2 separate regions of the Homo sapiens genome follow, and region 2 is linked to region 1. A link is an interaction called in ENCODE POLR2A ChIA-PET data of the cell type or tissue named here. Cell type or tissue: endothelial cell of umbilical vein. All regions are shown on one strand. Links, peaks and the distances in the headings refer to the core of each region. The heading gives the core; the rest is flanking DNA.

Region 1 (5,490 bases), core at 191-5,190:
ACCAAAGAAGACAAAAAAAGAAAGAAAAAAGAAATAGCAATGGCAATTTTATCAATGGTCTAAATACATGAATTTTTTAAAAAGGGCCAGGCTCAGTGGCTTGTGCCTGTAATTCCAGCACTTTGGGAGGCCAAGTTGGGGAGACTGCTTGAGCCCAGGAGTTCAAGACCAGCCTGGGCAACGTGACAAAACTGCATCTCTATAAAAAGTACAAAAAGCCGGTGTGGTGGTGCGTGCATGTAGTCCCAGCTACTCTGGAGGCTGAGGCAGAGGCAGGAAGATCACCTGACCCCAGGAGGTCGAGCCTGCAGTGAGTTGTGATTGTGCCACTGAACTCCAGCCTGGGTGACAGAGAGACCCTGACTCTAATAATAATAATAATTTAAAAAAAAGACCCAACTGGTGTTGTCTGTAAGAAATCAACTTTAAATATAGACACAGATGGGTTAAAAGTAAAGGAATGGAGAAAGATGCATCATGCTAACACTAATCAAAAGAAGGCTGGAGGCTGGGCATGGTGGCCCAGCACTTTGGGAGGTCGAGGCGGGAGGATCACTTAAGGCCAGGAGTTTGAGACTAGCCTGGGCAATATAATGAGACCCCCCCATCTCTATGAAAGAAAAAATAAAGCTGTATTAGTTTCAGATGGAGTCAGCTTCAGAGCAAGGAAAATTATGAAGGATAAAGAGGGCCAGGTGTGATGGTTCATGCCTGTAACCCCTGTACTTTGGGAGGCCGAGGCAGGAGGATCACTTGAGACCAGCCTGGGCAACATGGTGAAATGCCATCTCTACAAAAAATACAAAAGTTAGCCAGGCGTGGTGGTATGTGCCTGTAGTCCCAGCTACTCAGAAGGGTGAGGCTAGAGGATCATTTGAGCCTGGGAGTTTGAGGCTGCAGTGAGCCATGATTGCAACAACACTGCACTTCAGCCTTGGTGACAGAGCAAGACCCTGTCTCAAAAACAAACAAAAAAAAAAAAAGAAAAAAAGGATAAAGAGAGGGCCATTACACAATGATAAAGAGATCAGTTCTTCAAGAAGACATAATCCTTTATGGGTATGCCCTAGTATCAAAATACATAAGAGAGAAAAAAAACTGATAGAACTGCAAAAAGAAATAAACAATCTGCTATTATAGTTGGAGTTTTTGACAGCCCTGTATTAGGAGTTAACAGATCCAGGAGGAAGATTGGTAGTGACATAGTTGAAGTGAACAGCAACATGAGTCAACTTGGTCTATATATTCATTTCAAGTTCACACGGAATATTCACCACGATAGACCACATTTTTGGGCATAAAACACTCCTTAACATATTTAAAGAGCTTGAAATCATACATTGTATGCCCCCAAATCACAAAAAAATTAAACAGAATTCAATAACAGAAATATAGCTAGAAAATAGTCAAATATTTAAAGATTAACCAATATACTTCTTTTCTTTTATTATTATTATTTTTTTTTTGGAGATAGAGTCTCACTCTGTCGCCCAGGCTGGAGTGCAGTGGTGCGATCTCAGCTCACTGCAACCTCCACCTCCCAGGTTTAAGCGATTCTCCTGCCTCAGTCTCCGGAGTAGCTTATTAACCAATACACTTCTGAATAATACATAGGCCAAAGAAAAACACTCAAAACCAGCCTAGGAAACATAGTGATACCCCATTTCTAAAAAAAATAAAATAAACAATAATAATAAATTAGCTGGGCGTGGCACACACTTGTGGTCCCAGCTACTCGGGAGGCTGAGGTGGGAGGATCACTTGAGTCCCAGGCAGTCAAGGCTGCAGTGAGCTATTGTGATGGTTAATATCAAGTGTCAATTTGATTGGATTGAAGGATGCAAAGTATTGTTCCTCCATATGTATGTCTGTGAGGATGTTGCCAAAGGAGATTAACAAGTCAGACCCATCCTCAATCCAGTGGTCACAATCTAATCAGCTGCCAGTGCAGCTGGAATAAAGCAGGCAGAAGAACGTGGAAGGACAGACTGGCTGAGTCTTCTGGTCTTCATCTTTCTCCTGTGCTGGATGCTTCCTGCCTTCAAACATCGGACTCCAAGTTTTTCAGCTATTGGACTCTTGGACTTAAGTGATTTGCCAGGGACTCTGGCCTTTGGCCACAGACTGAAGACTGCACTGTCAGCTTCCCTCTTTTGAAGTTTTGGGACTCAGACTGGCTTCTTGCTCCTTAGCTTGCAGATGGCCTATTGTAGGACTTCACCTTGTGATTGTTTGAGTCGATACTCCTTAATAAACTCCCTTTCATATGTACATCTGTCCTATTAGTCCTGGCCTTCTAGAGAACCCTGACTAATACAGCTATGATCATGCCACTGTACTCCAGGCTGGGTGACAGAGTGAGACCCCACCTCAAAAAAGAAAAAAAGACTCGAGAAATTTTGAAAATATTTTAAACTAAATGAAAACGAAAAATACAACTTATCAAAATTTGTGGGATGTAGTAAAAGCAATGCTGCAAGAGAAACCTGTAGCATTGAATGTATATATTCCAAAGGGAGAAAGATATAAAATCAATAATCGGCTTCCACTTCTGGAAACTAGACATAGAAAATTAAATTTCAAATAAGGAGAGAAAAGAAATAATACAAATTAGTCACCCTAGCCTACATAGCAAGACCCCGTCTCTACAAAAAATAAAAAAAACTTACCCAGGTGTGGTGGTACATGCTTGTAAATCCTAGCTTCTCAGGAAACTGAGGCAAGAGGATCACTTGAGCCCAGGAGGTGGAGGCTGCAGTGAGCTGTGATTGCACCACTGCACTTTAGCCTGTGTGACAAATTTGTGGGCATAGAATTCTTCATAATATTCCTTTATTATCCTTTTTTTTTTTTTTTTTTTTGAAATGGAGTCACTACCTCTGTTGCCCAGGCTGGAGTACAGTGGCACGATCTCGGTTCACTGAACCTCTGCCTCCCAGGTTCAAGTGATTCTCCTCCTGCCTCAGCCTCCCGAGTAGCTGGGATTACAGGCACCTGTCGCCACGCCCCACTAATTTTTTTTGTTTTGTTTTGTTTTGTTTTGAGATGGAGTCTCGCTCTGTCACCCAGGCTGGAGTCCGGTGGCACTACCTCGGCTCACTGCAAGCTCCGCCTCCCAGGTTCACGCCATTCTCCTGCCTCAGCCTCCCGAGTAGCTGGGACTAAAGGTGCCCGCCACCAAGCCTGGCTAATTTTTTTTGTATTTTTAGTAGAGACGGGGTTTCACCGCGTTAGCCAGGATGGTCTCGATCTCCTGACCTCATGATCCGCCCGCCTCAGCCTCCCAAAGTGCTGGGATTACAGGCGTGAGCCACCGCGCCCAGCCTAATTTTTGTATTTTTAGTAGAGATGGGGTTTCTCCGTGTTGGCCAGGCTGGTCTCGAACGCCTGACCTAAAGTGATCTGGCTGCTTCGTCCTCCCAAAGTGGTGAGATTACAGGCATGAGCCACTACACCCAGCCTGCGTTATTATCTTGTTGATGCTCATGGAATCAGTAGTGATGGCCTATCTCTGTTTGTTGTTGTTGTTGTTGTTGTTGTTTTGTTTTGAGACTGGGGCTCATTCTGTCCAGGCTGGAGTGTAGTGGCACAATCACGGCTCACTGCAGCCTTGACCGACCCAAACTCAGATGATCTTCCCACCGAAGCCTCCCAAGTAGCTGGCACTACAGGCATGCGCCACCAAGCCCAGCCAATTTTTATATTTTGTAGAGACAGGGTTTCCCCATGTTGCCTAGGCTGGTCTTGAACTCCTGGACTCAAGCAATTGCCCGCCTCAGCCTCCCAAAGTGCTGGGGTTACAGGAGTGAGCCCCATCTCTAATTTTTGACATTAATAATTTGTGTCTTGTTTTTTTCTTGGTTAGCCTGGCTAGAGGTTTGTTAATTTTATTATCTTTTCAAAGAATCATCTTTTGATTTTGTTGATTTTTTTCTCTTTATTTTCTGTTTTCAATTTCATTGATTTCTGTTCTAATTTTTAAAGTTCTGGAGATATTGGAGTGGTCTGAACTTTATGAGATCTTGAGACTAACAAATCAACACTTCCTTCCAAGACAAAGCCCAAATAGAGGAGAAACTGCTGGCAGTAGAATCCAAATAGAACTTAGCAGAGACAATAAGGACAAAAAAAAAAAAAAAGAGAGAGAGAGAGAGAGAGAGAGAAGGTCCAGATAGAAGTAGGTGGCGTAGTAGAGGATGCCTGTCTCGGGAGTCAAAGATCACATTTGTATCACCTATTTTAAGGTAAAGAAAACTCTAAAGCTTTGAAGCTAGAAAAGCTATTCTTGGCCGGGCGTGGTGGCTCATGCCTGTAATCCCAACACGTTGGGAGGCCAAAGTGGGCAGATCACTTAAGGTCAGGAGTTCGAGACCAGCCTGGCCAACATGGTTAAAAAAAGAAAAATTAGCCAAGTGTGGTGGCGGGCGCCTGTAATCCCAGCTACTCGGCAGGCTGAGGCAGGAGAATCTCTGGAACCTGGGAGATGGAGGTTACAGTGAGCCGAGATCGTGCCACTGCACTCCAGCCTGGGTGACAGAGCGAGACTCCATCACACAAAAAAAGAAAAAGGCTATTCTTCCTATTGCTCTTTCTAAACAGAAAAACTCATTGCCCTTAAAAATGAACAATTAGGCCAGGTGCGGTGGCTCACCCCTGTAATCCCAGCGCTTCGGGAGGCTGAGGCAGGTAGGTCACCTGAGGTCAGGAGTTCAAGACCAGCTTGGCCAACATGGCAAAATCCCTTCGCCACTAAAAATATAAAGTTAGCCAGGTGTAGTGGCGTGCGCCTGTAATCCCAGCTACTTGGGAGGCTGAGGCAGGAGAATCGCTTGAACCTAGGAGGTGGAGGTTGCAATGAGCCGAGATCATGCCACTGCACTCCAGCCTGGGTAACAAGAGCGAAATTCCATCTCAAAAAAAAAAGCAATTAAAACTACTCAATTGAAGTCCATACATAAAAGAGGAGGATAGGGAATAATACCATAATGTCCCTGTTGACAGTGAAAGCATGACAGAAAGATTTACCCTTAAAACAAAAGAAAACCATTAAGAAAAGAAAAGGGACTATGAAAAATCAATATAAGAGTGAGAAAAATTCAAAAATGTGATGATTGGAAAAAATAAGATGTTTAAAAGTGAGGTTACAGAACTCAGGAGGGAATTAGAATAAATGAAAAGTTATTTCAGAAATGAAGTCTATTCTAGAAGTTTCACTAGCAAAAATGACAATGGATAATATCTTCAGACAAATAGAAGATTAAATGGAGGTGATCTGCCCTCTTTGGCCTCCCAAAATGTTGGGATTGCAGGTGTGAGCCACCGCACCAGCCATGGAGGATTTTAAAAAAATATATTTTTAAAGAAGAAAGAGATAAAAAAGGATTTGGGAGAAAGTGATCAAAAAACAAAACAAAAAACAAGATAGGCAGAAGATCTAACATATGTATGACAGGATTTCCTGAAGAGGAAAGGGAAAGCAACAGAACAGAA
Region 2 (5,262 bases), core at 263-5,262, 56 kb after region 1:
AGGAGTCTATTAGGAGGCGAATGCGATAGTTCTGGTAGGGAGGAATAGGAATATAAAGGAGGGATTGATTTAAGATGTATTAATTTGCTCGCACTTGTAATCCTAGCACTTTGGGAGGTCGAGGTGGGAGGATAACTTTAGGCCAGGAGTTTGAGACCAGCCTGGGCCACATATTGAGACCCTGTCTACTACTCCCCAGGAGGCTGAGGCTCATTCCACAGGCTTTTTAGTTTCTTGCATTTTCTGCTCAGCACCTAAGATATCCCTTGGGAAAAGCCAGACCCAGGCGTGTGGCCTGTTCTGCCTTCTGAGTCTCTGTGCTTTTAGGCAGCTAGAGGGCAGGAGGCCAGAGTTTGGAAAGAAAGAAAAAGAAGAAGAAGATGTATTAAGATGTAAAATTTAGAGTTTATGAGGTAAAATTGGTTCCATTTAAATAAGGATGGGAGAAGTCTAAGATGCTTTCTTCTCAGGGTTCAGTCTGAATAAGTCATAGGTGAGATTTACTAAGTTAGGAACATGAAAGAAATACAGTGAGAAGATGTTTGCCTATGTGACATCCAAGTGGAGCTGTCCAAAAGACAACTTGACCAAAGTTAACTTGAAACTCAAGAAGTACAGGATGGAAGCCAGGCGCGGTGGCTCACGCCTGTAATCCCAGCACTTTGGGAGGCCGAGGTGGGTGGATCACAAGGTCAAGAGATTGAGACCATCCTGGCCAATGTGGTGAAACCCCGTCTCTACTAAAAATACAAAAATTAGCCAGGCGTGGTGGCGTGCATCTGTAGTCTCAGCTACTCAGGAGGCTGAGGCAGGAGAATCGCTTGAACCTGGGAGGCAGAGGTTGCAGTGAGCCAAGATCACGCCACCACACTCCAGCCTGGCAACAGAGCGAGACTCCGTCAAAAAAAAAAAAAAAAGAAGAAGAAGTACAGGATGGAAATATAGATTTGGGAGTTCCAGTCTATAACTGTGTGTCACTCAGGTGGATTTAAATGAGACTTTTGTTGAAAGGGCACTAGGTGGGTCACGGGATTGCCAGGCAAAAGACCCAAGCTTGGAAAATAGGCAGGAACAATGAGAGGCCAGTCCACCACAGCACAGGCCAAATTCAGATGCCAGAACCAGCTCCACAAGACCACTGCTGCTGTCATCATTATTGGACATGGGATGTCACCACTACCAGTACCCACACCATGAAAGTCCCTGGGCATGGGGTAAAGCTGACCCTGCTCTCCTGTCACCATTGCCACTGGCATGAATTCTCTATGATTCTATTTCTCTGAGTCACTCCAGAAACTACATTTCTGGAAGATGCTTGGCCAGGCCAAGGTCACATGCCTCTGTCTTAGCTAGAGAGCTGGGAAAGCAAAGATTCAACCTTTTTAGTGTCTGTCATGAAAGATAGGCTCTGCTTACTTCTAAAACTTGTAACATAAGAAGGAGATTCTGTTTCTGGGCAACCCCAAATTATCAAGATCTCCTTCAAGTGGCCATGGAGGCCACAGGGAAGAGTAATAGGAGAAATGGATGTGGGCTGAACTGCTTTTCTACTTAAGTAGGGAATGAAGGAAAGGGAGTATAATAAGGATACTGTGAAGGAGTCATATGAGGTGTAGCAAGAAACTGGAAGAGTGTAGCCCATAAGAGCCAACAGAGGAAAGGGTTGCAGGGGCAGGATGATCAACAATGCCAAATGACACCATGCAGTCAACTGCAGGGGCAAGATGATTGACAATGCCAAATGACACCATGCAGTCAACTGCAGGGGCAAGATGATTGACAATGCCAAATGACACCATGCAGTCAACTGCAGGGGCAAGATGATTGACAATGCCAAATGACACCATGCAGTCAACTGCAGGGGCAAGATGATTGACAATGCCAAATGACACCATGCAGTCAACTGCAGGGGCAAGATGATTGACAATGCCAAATGACACTGTGTGGTCATATAAATGAAGCCTGAAAATTCCCAATGGATTTGTCCATTTGTAAGTCATGTGTCACTTTGGTGAAAGTATTTTCAGTAGAAATTTTGGGGAGAGGTCAGATGACACCAGATTTAAGGAACAACTGAAGACAAGAAAGTGGAGAGGGGGAGTATAGGCTACTCCTAGAAGTTTGGTTAAAGGCAAGAAAAATCAGTAGCATGGCATATAGGATTCAAATTGGATTTTCTTTTTACGGTTGGGCTAGTTGATCAAGCTTATATACTGAGATCAACGAGTAGGGGAGAGGAAAAAGTTGAATATAAATGAAAGAGAGAGGTAAGGAGCAAATTTCCCAAGGAGGCAAAAAGGAATGAAATACAGATCACAGTGAAAGGACTAACTTTGTATTTGAAGAGAGCCCTCTCCACTTCTGAAACAGAAAGGATGGGAGAGATTCAAATGTTTGGAGGGGACAGAAAATTGAGGCAGTTCCCCCGTGGCCTTTTATTTATTTATTTATTTTTAAAGAGATGGGGAGTCTCGCTCCATTGCTGAGGCTGGAGTGCAGTGGCATAACCACAGTTCACTGTAGCCTTGAACTCCTGGGCTCCAGAGATCCTCCTGCCTCAGCCACCCAAGTACCTGGCACCCAGAGCCTTTATTTTTTCTGTGAAGCAGAATGGGGGATGGTGGGAGAGGCTGACATGGGAAGGGTTGCTGGGTACACTGAGGACTCTGCTGAGGAGACAATGAATTTGTAGGAGCTCTGTACTGAGTGCACATTAAGTTAGCTTAAGCCATTTATTCTAGATAAAAACTGACTCCTAGTCCCTCAAGATCAGAGGGCCTCAGAAAGTGCCTTGGGCAGGGTATAGTGGCTCACACCTGTAATCCCAGTACTTTGGGAGGACAAGATGGAGGACTGCTTGGGCCCAGGAGTTCAAGATCAGCCTGGGCAACATAGGGAGACCCCATCTCTGCAAAAAAAAATTAATTAGCCAGATATGTTAGTGCATGCTTAAGCCTTGGAGGCTGCAGTAAGCTATGATCACACCACTGTACTCCAGCCTGAGTAACACAGTGAGACCCTGTCTCAAAAAAAAAAAAAAAAAAAAAAGAAGGAAGGAAGGGAGGGGTGCCTGGGAAGCTGCCAGAAAGCAGAGAGTAGTCTCACCATTTCTGGTCTCTGCCTCTCCATGCTTCATTCTGTGTCCCCAGATGGTCTTTTTCCTTTTCTCATTCATCATAGTAGGTGGGAGGTAGATGTACCATAGCTCCTAAGTCTATGTCTCTTTTGCTTAAGAAACCAGTCCAGTTAGAATCATAATCTGTCAGCTCTAATCCCAGATTTTCAGGAGAACATCTGTTTAACACAGCTTAGACCAGGAATCCACTCACAGTTCAATAAACTGCAGCTAAAGTGCTAGAGGTCACACAAGACGAACATGGCCCTGGGGCCTGTGGATCCATAGTGTGGGTGTGGAAACGATAATTCCCACAGAATAGGGTTCATGGGCTAGACTAACCTAAATGGTGTCCACTCACAAGCTTAAGTGTGCAGGATTGGATGACTTCCTTTATCCTGGTTTAGGATGGGAGAGTAGAGAAGGTAGATAGCTGGCATGACCCAGGAGTGTGATTTTTACAGAGTAAGTGCAAGCATATTAACAAAGATGTGATTAAAATGACTGACCAAGGATGTGGACTGGGTAGGAAAAGAGGTGAAGCCTGGAAGATACTGGTAAACTATGAGGTGGCTGAGATTCATGATGAATAGAAGAGCTAGTGGTGGTATGCTGGAAAGGGGGAATCCTAAAGGTTATTGAATACTGGAGTTGGACTTGTCACTCATGGGCACAGTGCTTATGTTCAAACACTCCCATACATACTTGGTTCTCAAAAGCTATTACGGGGCCCTTGATGGTGAGTTGTTTTAGAGAGCAGGCCTGACTCCTTCCCCTACCACTCTGAACTTCCGCACTCTGAAACCGAGGTTATATTGATCCCTCACTTTTTTCAGTTACTATAAGCAGTAGATGTAACAAACTCACACCGAGACGGTGTTGTGGCCCAGGCTGAGTGGCAAGGTGAGCAGAGGGGGACATCAAAAGGGGAAGGAGTTAGAAAGGAGAGGCTGAGAATGTGCAAATGTAAATCAACCAACAACAAAAAGTTAACTGGGAAACTTCTGAGGCCAGCTTAGGAGGGATAGACATGACGTGTTTATATCATTCAGGGCCAAAGCCTTCTTTGTGTGTACTGTGTCCAGCTACAAAGAGGGAGTGAGGAAACAGAGTAGGTCTAAGATAAGCCTTTTCCCATTAGTGTTGATGGAAAAGAGGGTCACGTGGAAGCCCCAAGACTAATAAGGATGAAGGAGATCTGGCCATGTCTAGGGTTAATAACCACAATAACCACAATTACAGCTTCCATGTATGAACTACTTCCTAGTCCCAAGTACTCTGCTGGTTACTTTACATGGATTAGTTGGAATCGTATGAAATTGAAGGTATCTGACTGTTTATAAACTGCAAAAATAGCAATTTCCTACGGTTCAACCTAACACTATCTCAGTTCATCCTCACCACAACGGCTCCGTGAAACACATATTACTGTCTCCACCTCAAAGAGGAGAAATCAGATTCACAAAGTGAAAGTCATCGCTTAAGGCTGCACCATCAATAAGTGCCGAACCCAAGCTTCAGACCCAGATTGACTAGAAGGCCAGGGTGCTCTCCATCACGCTGCAGCTACCGGGGAACAAATGAGTTAAATGCCAGAATTTTTAAAAGCCCGAGGTGTTCGACTTCCATTGTCGAACCAGAGAATCCTGCAGTCAGCAAGGCCTCAGGACTTCCCTCAGTCTCTACCTGCCGGCCCCAACCTCCGGCGAGGGGACTCCCTCCCGGCCTACAGGCAACCTGGGTTGCCCTTCCTGCTTGTTCCTCCCAACCACTCGGGGCGCTAAATGCAAGTATTCTCCTTTGGAAGGCTCCCCGCACTCCCCCAGAGTCCCTCTTCCTTCTCCACTGCCTCCCCTACCCACGGCGCAGGCGCCACCCCCCACTCCGCACCCTTTCCCGACTAGCGACCGCCGCGCAGGCGTCTCAAGGCTGGCGTCGGCTGCTGAGGCGCGCCCAGGAGCAGGCCGTCAGGCTGTTGGTCAGGAGCGGGCCACGTGCCATCGTGTCACCGCGCGAGCGTGCGCAGAGTGGCTGAGCGCGCCCGTGACGGAACGACGAGGCGTGGGGTGCGCGACCTCGCCCGCCAGGCCCGGCCCCCGCCCCTTGGCCTGCCGCTCCGCCCCCGCGGGGCGTCCCGGGCCGCTCGT

Evidence for each region. Peaks named below come from ENCODE experiments on the same cell type or tissue, not always from the same donor. Only the 100,000 strongest peaks of a DNase experiment are listed, where the experiment ranks them.
Region 2: POLR2A ChIA-PET joins it to region 1 with 9 read pairs; 4 of 35 experiments call an interaction of 5 or more read pairs at or near these places.

The regions. Positions count from the first base shown.
Region 1 is chr15:72,327,832-72,333,321 of GRCh38, reverse strand. No RefSeq gene overlaps it. Among named protein-coding and RNA genes, the nearest start is that of CELF6, 10 kb to the right of the region's middle. In endothelial cell of umbilical vein, for the core only: no CTCF peak of the experiment used is centred there; no DNase peak of the experiment used is centred there.
Region 2 is chr15:72,272,539-72,277,800 of GRCh38, reverse strand. PARP6 (poly(ADP-ribose) polymerase family member 6) reads left to right here and starts at 5,247. Exons shown (of 24, transcript NM_001323532.2): 1 at 5,247-5,262. RefSeq lists enhancers at 4,745-4,834, 4,895-4,944 and a silencer at 5,085-5,262. In endothelial cell of umbilical vein, for the core only: a CTCF peak has its summit at 4,884; a DNase peak (open chromatin) is centred at 5,040; H3K4me3 peaks cover 756 bases; H3K27ac peaks cover 9 bases.